2 separate regions of the Mus musculus genome follow, and region 2 is linked to region 1. Evidence: chromatin loops called from intact Hi-C (ENCODE). Cell type or tissue: heart. All regions are shown on one strand. Links, peaks and the distances in the headings refer to the core of each region. The heading gives the core; the rest is flanking DNA. Region 1 holds the start of Use1 (unconventional SNARE in the ER 1 homolog (S. cerevisiae)). Region 2 holds the start of Gtpbp3 (GTP binding protein 3).

What was found. Hi-C counts contacts between places; a loop is a spot of excess contacts. Peaks named below come from ENCODE experiments on the same cell type or tissue, not always from the same donor. Only the 100,000 strongest peaks of a DNase experiment are listed, where the experiment ranks them.
Region 2: it touches region 1 in a loop (2.2-fold over the local background); 3 of 42 quality-filtered maps call a loop at or near these places.

What each region holds. Positions count from the first base shown.
Region 1 is chr8:71,366,179-71,369,079 of GRCm38, forward strand. Use1 (unconventional SNARE in the ER 1 homolog (S. cerevisiae)) reads left to right here and starts at 1,039. Exons shown (of 8, transcript NM_025917.4): 1 at 1,039-1,191; 2 at 1,466-1,515; 3 at 1,592-1,670; 4 at 1,781-1,933; 5 at 2,372-2,384; 6 at 2,672-2,699. The coding sequence starts at 1,057. In heart, for the core only: no CTCF peak of the experiment used is centred there; DNase peaks (open chromatin) are centred at 703, 1,343 and 2,449; H3K4me3 peaks cover 2,217 bases; H3K27ac peaks cover 2,412 bases.
Region 2 is chr8:71,487,375-71,490,275 of GRCm38, forward strand. It overlaps Gtpbp3 (GTP binding protein 3), which reads left to right and starts at 1,354. Exons shown (of 9, transcript NM_032544.4): 1 at 1,354-1,466; 2 at 1,697-1,944; 3 at 2,054-2,140. The coding sequence starts at 1,414. In heart, for the core only: a CTCF peak has its summit at 1,351; DNase peaks (open chromatin) are centred at 507, 1,277 and 2,664; H3K4me3 peaks cover 2,500 bases; H3K27ac peaks cover 1,770 bases.

The sequences.
Region 1 (2,901 bases), core at 233-2,732:
CCATAACTCCAGTGCTCGGGGATCCAGTATCATTTTTGTTTTTTAAGGTTTAAATAGTTTTTTAGAGACAGGGTTTCTCTGTGTAGCCCTGGCTGTCTTGGAACTCTCTCTGTAGACCAAGCTGGCCTCAAACTCAAAGATCCACCTGCCTCTTTCTCCTGAGTGCTAGGATTAAAACCCTACCACCACCCTGCCCAGGTTAAAATGTTATGTTTAATTGTGTGTTGGTGTGTGCATATGAAACGTGAAGAAATCAGAGGTGTCAGATCCCCGGAGTCACAGGCATCTTTTCTAAAAACGTGGACTGAGACGGCTTGTCTAGCATTTCTAATGCTCATAAGTTACATGCGAGTGAAAGAGGTAAACCTAATATTGGTTCACAACCACGGTAAATCCAGCTCCAGGGCATCCTGGCTTGTTTTATAATCCTCATGGCATTCATTCCCTGATCCCTGAATTTCTCATTGGCTAAGTTCTTCGGGAGGTACAATATTCTCCATCCTTCGGGGCCTCGATCATGTAGCCGACTACATGTAACCTAAAATGAAAGAGAGTTGCTGGTAGCTAGGGAAGGGGGGGCCATGGACCATGATTTATTAAAGCTCAGGATGCTGGCAGCCAGGACTGGAAACTAGCAGGTCCGGCCAGATGGAAACGCCCAACTGACACGTCATCAAGCAGGGTCGGGGGAGACCCCAGGTCAAGGTTCCCGCTACAGAGGTAGAAAACACGTGCACTGCGCGCGCAGAGGCGAGGTGAACAAGCGGAATGCAATGACCGGCGAGGGAAGATGAGGAATGGCTTTTCCAGTCCTTTCAACGAATTCTCGCCGGACATAATCGGCTGTTCAGGGCCTACATGGACTACAGAGACTCTGCTTCAAAAAACGAAAAAGGCCAGGTATCAAGACCATCATTTTAAAAAGAGACAGGGACGAAAACGATTTATCTTTGAATAAACTGCGGCTTGAAATAAAACTCTACTTCCGTCCCAAGCGTAGCAGGGCGGACCTCGGAGGGGAAGGACCTCACTCAGGCACTTCCGCCCTTTTCTAAGATGGCGCAGGCGGAAGGAGCCTATCATCGCCCGCTGGCGACGTCGCGGTTGGAGTTGAACCTGGTACGGCTGCTTTGTCGCTGTGAGTCGATGGCGGCAGAAAAACGAGAACCGGACGAGTGGCGACTGGAGAAGGTGAGGGATTCCCACGCCGCCGCAAAGGCCTGCGAACCAACTCCACAGGCCACTGTCTCCGCTCCTTCTGGTCCGCGGCGACACGCCCCTCGTGCGTAACCCCTGACGTCCTAGTTTTCTCCCTACAGCTTCACGCACAGGCCACGCCCTCTCAATTCTAGGTCTTCGCTTATGTCCCCTCCCCTCTCTGACTCCTCTCCGGGTCCCACCCCTCTCCCTGGTTTGCTCCTGCCTTGGGCCACTGGCTTGGCTGACACCATACCTTCCCTCCCAGTATGTGGGTGCCCTGGAAGACATGCTGCAGGCCCTGAAAGTTCAAGCAAGGTGAGTGTGGGGGCACCGAGTCACCACCTCCTACGACGGCACAGCAGCAGACTAACTTTTTCCTGCTGCCTTTCAGTAAACCGGCCTCAGAAGTGATCAGCGAGTACTCCCGCAAAGTGGACTTTCTGAAGGGCATGCTGCAGGCCGAGAAGTTGGTGAGCCTGCCCTCCCATCCCTCAGGCGGGCCTCACTCAGTTCCCCACAGCCCCTAGGACCAGGGCACAGCCCCCCAGTAACTCGTCTTCCCCTTCCTATGTCTCCTCAGACCTCCTCCTCTGAAAAAGCTCTAGCTAACCAGTTCCTGGCTCCTGGCCGCGTGCCCACCACAGCCAAGGAGCGGGTGCCTGCCACCAAGACTGTACATTTGCAGTCTAGGGCACGTTACACCAGTGAGATGCGGAGTGAGCTGTTGGGCATGGTACGATTCCCTCCCTTGTACTTGGGACCAACCTCTGGATAGCAAAAAGAGTAGTCTTCAGAGGGGAAAGACTGGAATAATACCACAAACTCTAGTGGGCCTTAGGCAAGGCTTCCCCAGGAAGGCACTGTGCTCAAGAAGAGGAATTTGGCTGGGTGGTGGTAGTACACGTCTTTAAACCTCAGCACTGAGGAGGCAGAGGCAGGCAGATCTTTGTGAGTTCAAAGCCAGCCTGCTTGCTCTACAGAATAAGTCCAGTAATCAGGGCTACACAGAGAAACTCTGTCTTAAAAAAAATTAGCAAAACAAAGAAGAATGGACCACATCTGGTTAAACCCCAGAGTTGGCCCCACAGCTTTACATGAGTCAGCCCAAAGCAGAGAGAGATTTAGGGAAGATATCAAAGAGCATGGCCTCATTCCTCTCTCCTCCCCACAGGAACCATCTGGAGGTGAGACATGCTGAGCATGACTGTTCCTGCCACCCCACAGCCCTCATGCCTGCCCATCCCCCTTGATTTTTCCCAGCCCAGGAAGAGGTCCCAGGGTCATCTTTGCCTGAGGGGAGGCTGAGAAAGAGGATGGTTCCCAGCACAGTGCTAGGCCATTGAGAGGGATCTGGGACCAGGGAGAGTGGGCAAAAAGCAGTTCACAGGCAGAACAGCATTTTGCTGATCAAGGTCAGAAGTTTGGAAACAAGAAAGCTATCTTCTTTGTTCTTGGCCTCTTTTGCTTCCAGAATGTGAGGTGGACATGAGGAAACGAGCGTGAGTATTTCAGCCACAGCGTGACAGGGAAGGGAAATGAGCGGCTGAAGCTGGGGCCCCTGAGCTGCTATAAGGACCAGCTGCCTGCTGGAAGTCCTTTCTGGGGCTGCTGTTCCCAGAATGTAAAAGAGCAGGGGAAACTGAGTCCCCAGTAGAACTGAGGGTGGTGCCATGGGCCCTGGGATCCTTGGGAAAGGGCCAC
Region 2 (2,901 bases), core at 240-2,739, 120 kb after region 1:
ACAGCCCTGATCTCCCATGTTTTCCCACTTCAGAGTGGCCCACCCTGAAGTCCTGTGAGCACTTAGTAGGTAATGAGCACTTGCTCTAAACGTGTTAAGATGGAACCACGGGGGCCGGGCACTGGTGGCGCACGCTTTTAATCCCAGCACTTGGGAGGCAGAGGCAGGCGGATTTCTGAGTTCCAGGCCAGCCTGGTCTACAGAGTGAGTTCCAGGACAGCCAGGGCTACACAGAGAAACCCTGTCTCGAAAAAAACAAAACAAAAACAAACACACAAACAAACAAAAAAGATGGGACCACAGGAGATGGACAACGTCACTGTCCCTGTTTCACAGACTGAAAGTAGGGCAGATGGGAACCTGAGGGCTTTGAGACTATACTGTACCCGGCAGCACTAACTAAAGAGCGCCCGCCCGCACAAGTCGAGAACCAGAGAATTGGCAGTGCGAGGGCGCTCGCGAAGCCCCGCCCGCCCAGAACCTGGTATTCGAGCCTGCTCCTTCACCCCGCAGTTCAGTGCTGTCCCGGGTTAACCCGAAGTTAACTGGAGGCCCCAGGATGCCTATCCCGGAACACACATCGGACCTGCGGCCAACCGGGACCCCGAAGAGGGCGGGGAAGCCAGGGCTGGAGCTGGGCTGGAACCGCCAGAAAGGCTTCCTTGCCTGGGGATGGCGCCTGGCTAAAGATACTTGCCCAGGAGCTGCAGCTGGCAAAGATGGGGTAGCGGGGATCAGTGAAGAGACACAAGAAGGGCCAGGAAGAAACTTCCCAGAAGTTTGGACCAGATTTTCCCTGACCTAGGGCGTGGCTTCTCCCGGAACTCATCCCCTGCAGTCACTAAGATGCTTTGAGTTTTCTGTCTCTAACTGGGTGTAGAATACCCCGACCCCACCTCCCTCGTGATGGTGAAAGGACAACTTGCACAAGTCTGGTCTCCTTCACTAAGCTGATCCCGGGGATAGAACTCAGATTGTCAAGTTTGGCAGCAAGTGCCTTCTGCGCTGCCTTTCATGGACTTTACAGTCGGAGCGCACACATAGCTTCTTAGCTTCTCTAAGACTACGGAATGGGCACAAGGAAAAGAAGGGCTCGAACCACCGCTGAGATATATCCTGCATTTTCTTCCTCCCACTATTGTGTCAGATACCTGTTGCTCTAGGAACCGAAAACTTTGCTCTGTGTTTCCGCGGGACACTCTTGCGTTGTACACACCCGCATCCCAACTTCGTTTCCCTTGGATCAGCCAATAGGAATCAAAATCTATAGATAGAGGGCGGGACCTCCTATAGGCGATCCAATGGTAGTTGAGAGTCGTACCGCTAAGTCACACCGCAAAGGGGCAGGACTTTCTTCCCGAACTTGAAGCCCTGCGGGAGTGTCGGCCAAGGTGCTTGCAAAATTGGAAATCCATGTGGCGTGGGCTGAGCGCCCTGGTGACCCAGGCGGCGTGGGCGCCCCTCAGGTGAGTGGCACGGACCCGCTGTCACGCGCTAGACGTTGCTTTAGGACCCAGGTTTGCCCCTGAAGTTCCAGACCCCGTTCCTCCTCCCGCAGCTGCCGTGTCTTTCCAAGCCCATCGCCTGGCCACCGCTCGTACAGCTTGGGCATCAACGGGCGACCATCCCTCCGTCCATGTTCACCCCGAGGCTCGGGTTTCTGGATGCGCTTACTCGTTTCCTTTCCGATCTCCAGGCTGTGCGCACGCTGCAGCACCAGTGCAGAGTCCTTAGTCCCCAGCAGCACCATCTTCGCACTCAGCTCCGGCCAGGGACGCTGCGCCATCGCAGTGATCCGCACCAGCGGTCCAGCTAGCGGGCTCGCGCTCCGCAGCCTCACGGCGCTCCAGGAGCCGCCTCCTGCCCGCAGAGCCTGCCTGCGCCTTCTCCGCCACCCGTGCTCCGGGGAGCCACTGGACCGCTCACTCGTCCTCTGGTTCCCAGGTGAGGGGCCGGATCCGGGAGCCCACGGCGCTCGTGTCCGGGTCTCAGTCCCCTCCAGGAGTCAGCCCGGGTCGTGCCCATCCCCTAACTCTGCTTTTTTCCATACAAGGACCCCAGAGTTTCACGGGTGAGGATTGCGTGGAGTTTCACGTACACGGAGGTCCTGCGGTGGTCAGCGGTGTCTTGCAGGCATTGGGTGAGGCTCTGTTGAGTGGCACTGTTCCTGGGGGAGACTAAAAGGTATTGGAGATAGACTGCAAAACACATTGTCATTTGGGAGAAGAGATGTATCATATTAACCCAGGCCTTCTAGATGACTCTGCCAGTAAAGGTGATTGTTGCCAAATGTGAACCCGAGTGGTGAAAGGTGAGAATTGATTCCTGCAGGCTGTCTTTTGACTTCCTGGTGTCACACACACACGCAGAGACTTCAGCATGGGGAGGACTTTGAGGAAAGCTCAGACTCAAGTGCATGTTTGGTGGTAGTTGTTTGGAGGAAGTGCTAAGTCCTATTTAGGGAGTTGATGAGTAGCTGGTACGATGTACCAGCGTACAACCAGGCTTTCTGTGATTTCTGGGTGGTGGGGATAGGGAGGGTCTTGCCTTTTCAGAAAGAATTGTGTCACCTTTACTTAATGTGTGTTCATCCAACAAGTTTGCCACAGGAAGCCCCTGATGGCCAGCACTCTGTCAGTCTGGGGCCTGCGTGTGTAATCAGCACTGATGGGGAGGGGCAACTGCAGGTGACCTCAACAGCTTGCTGGCCTGGGTTCTAAGAGAGATATCTACATCCCCCAGATGGGGTGTGGTGGTCACACCCAGTAACTGACCACTGACCCATTAGGGTCCAGCCCAAAGAATCAGTGAGCTTCCTGTGATTCCTTACAGGATCAGGGGACTCTGACGAAGTTGTGTCACCTGAAAACCCACCTGGGGTTTGGTTTGTTGCTCTGCTGG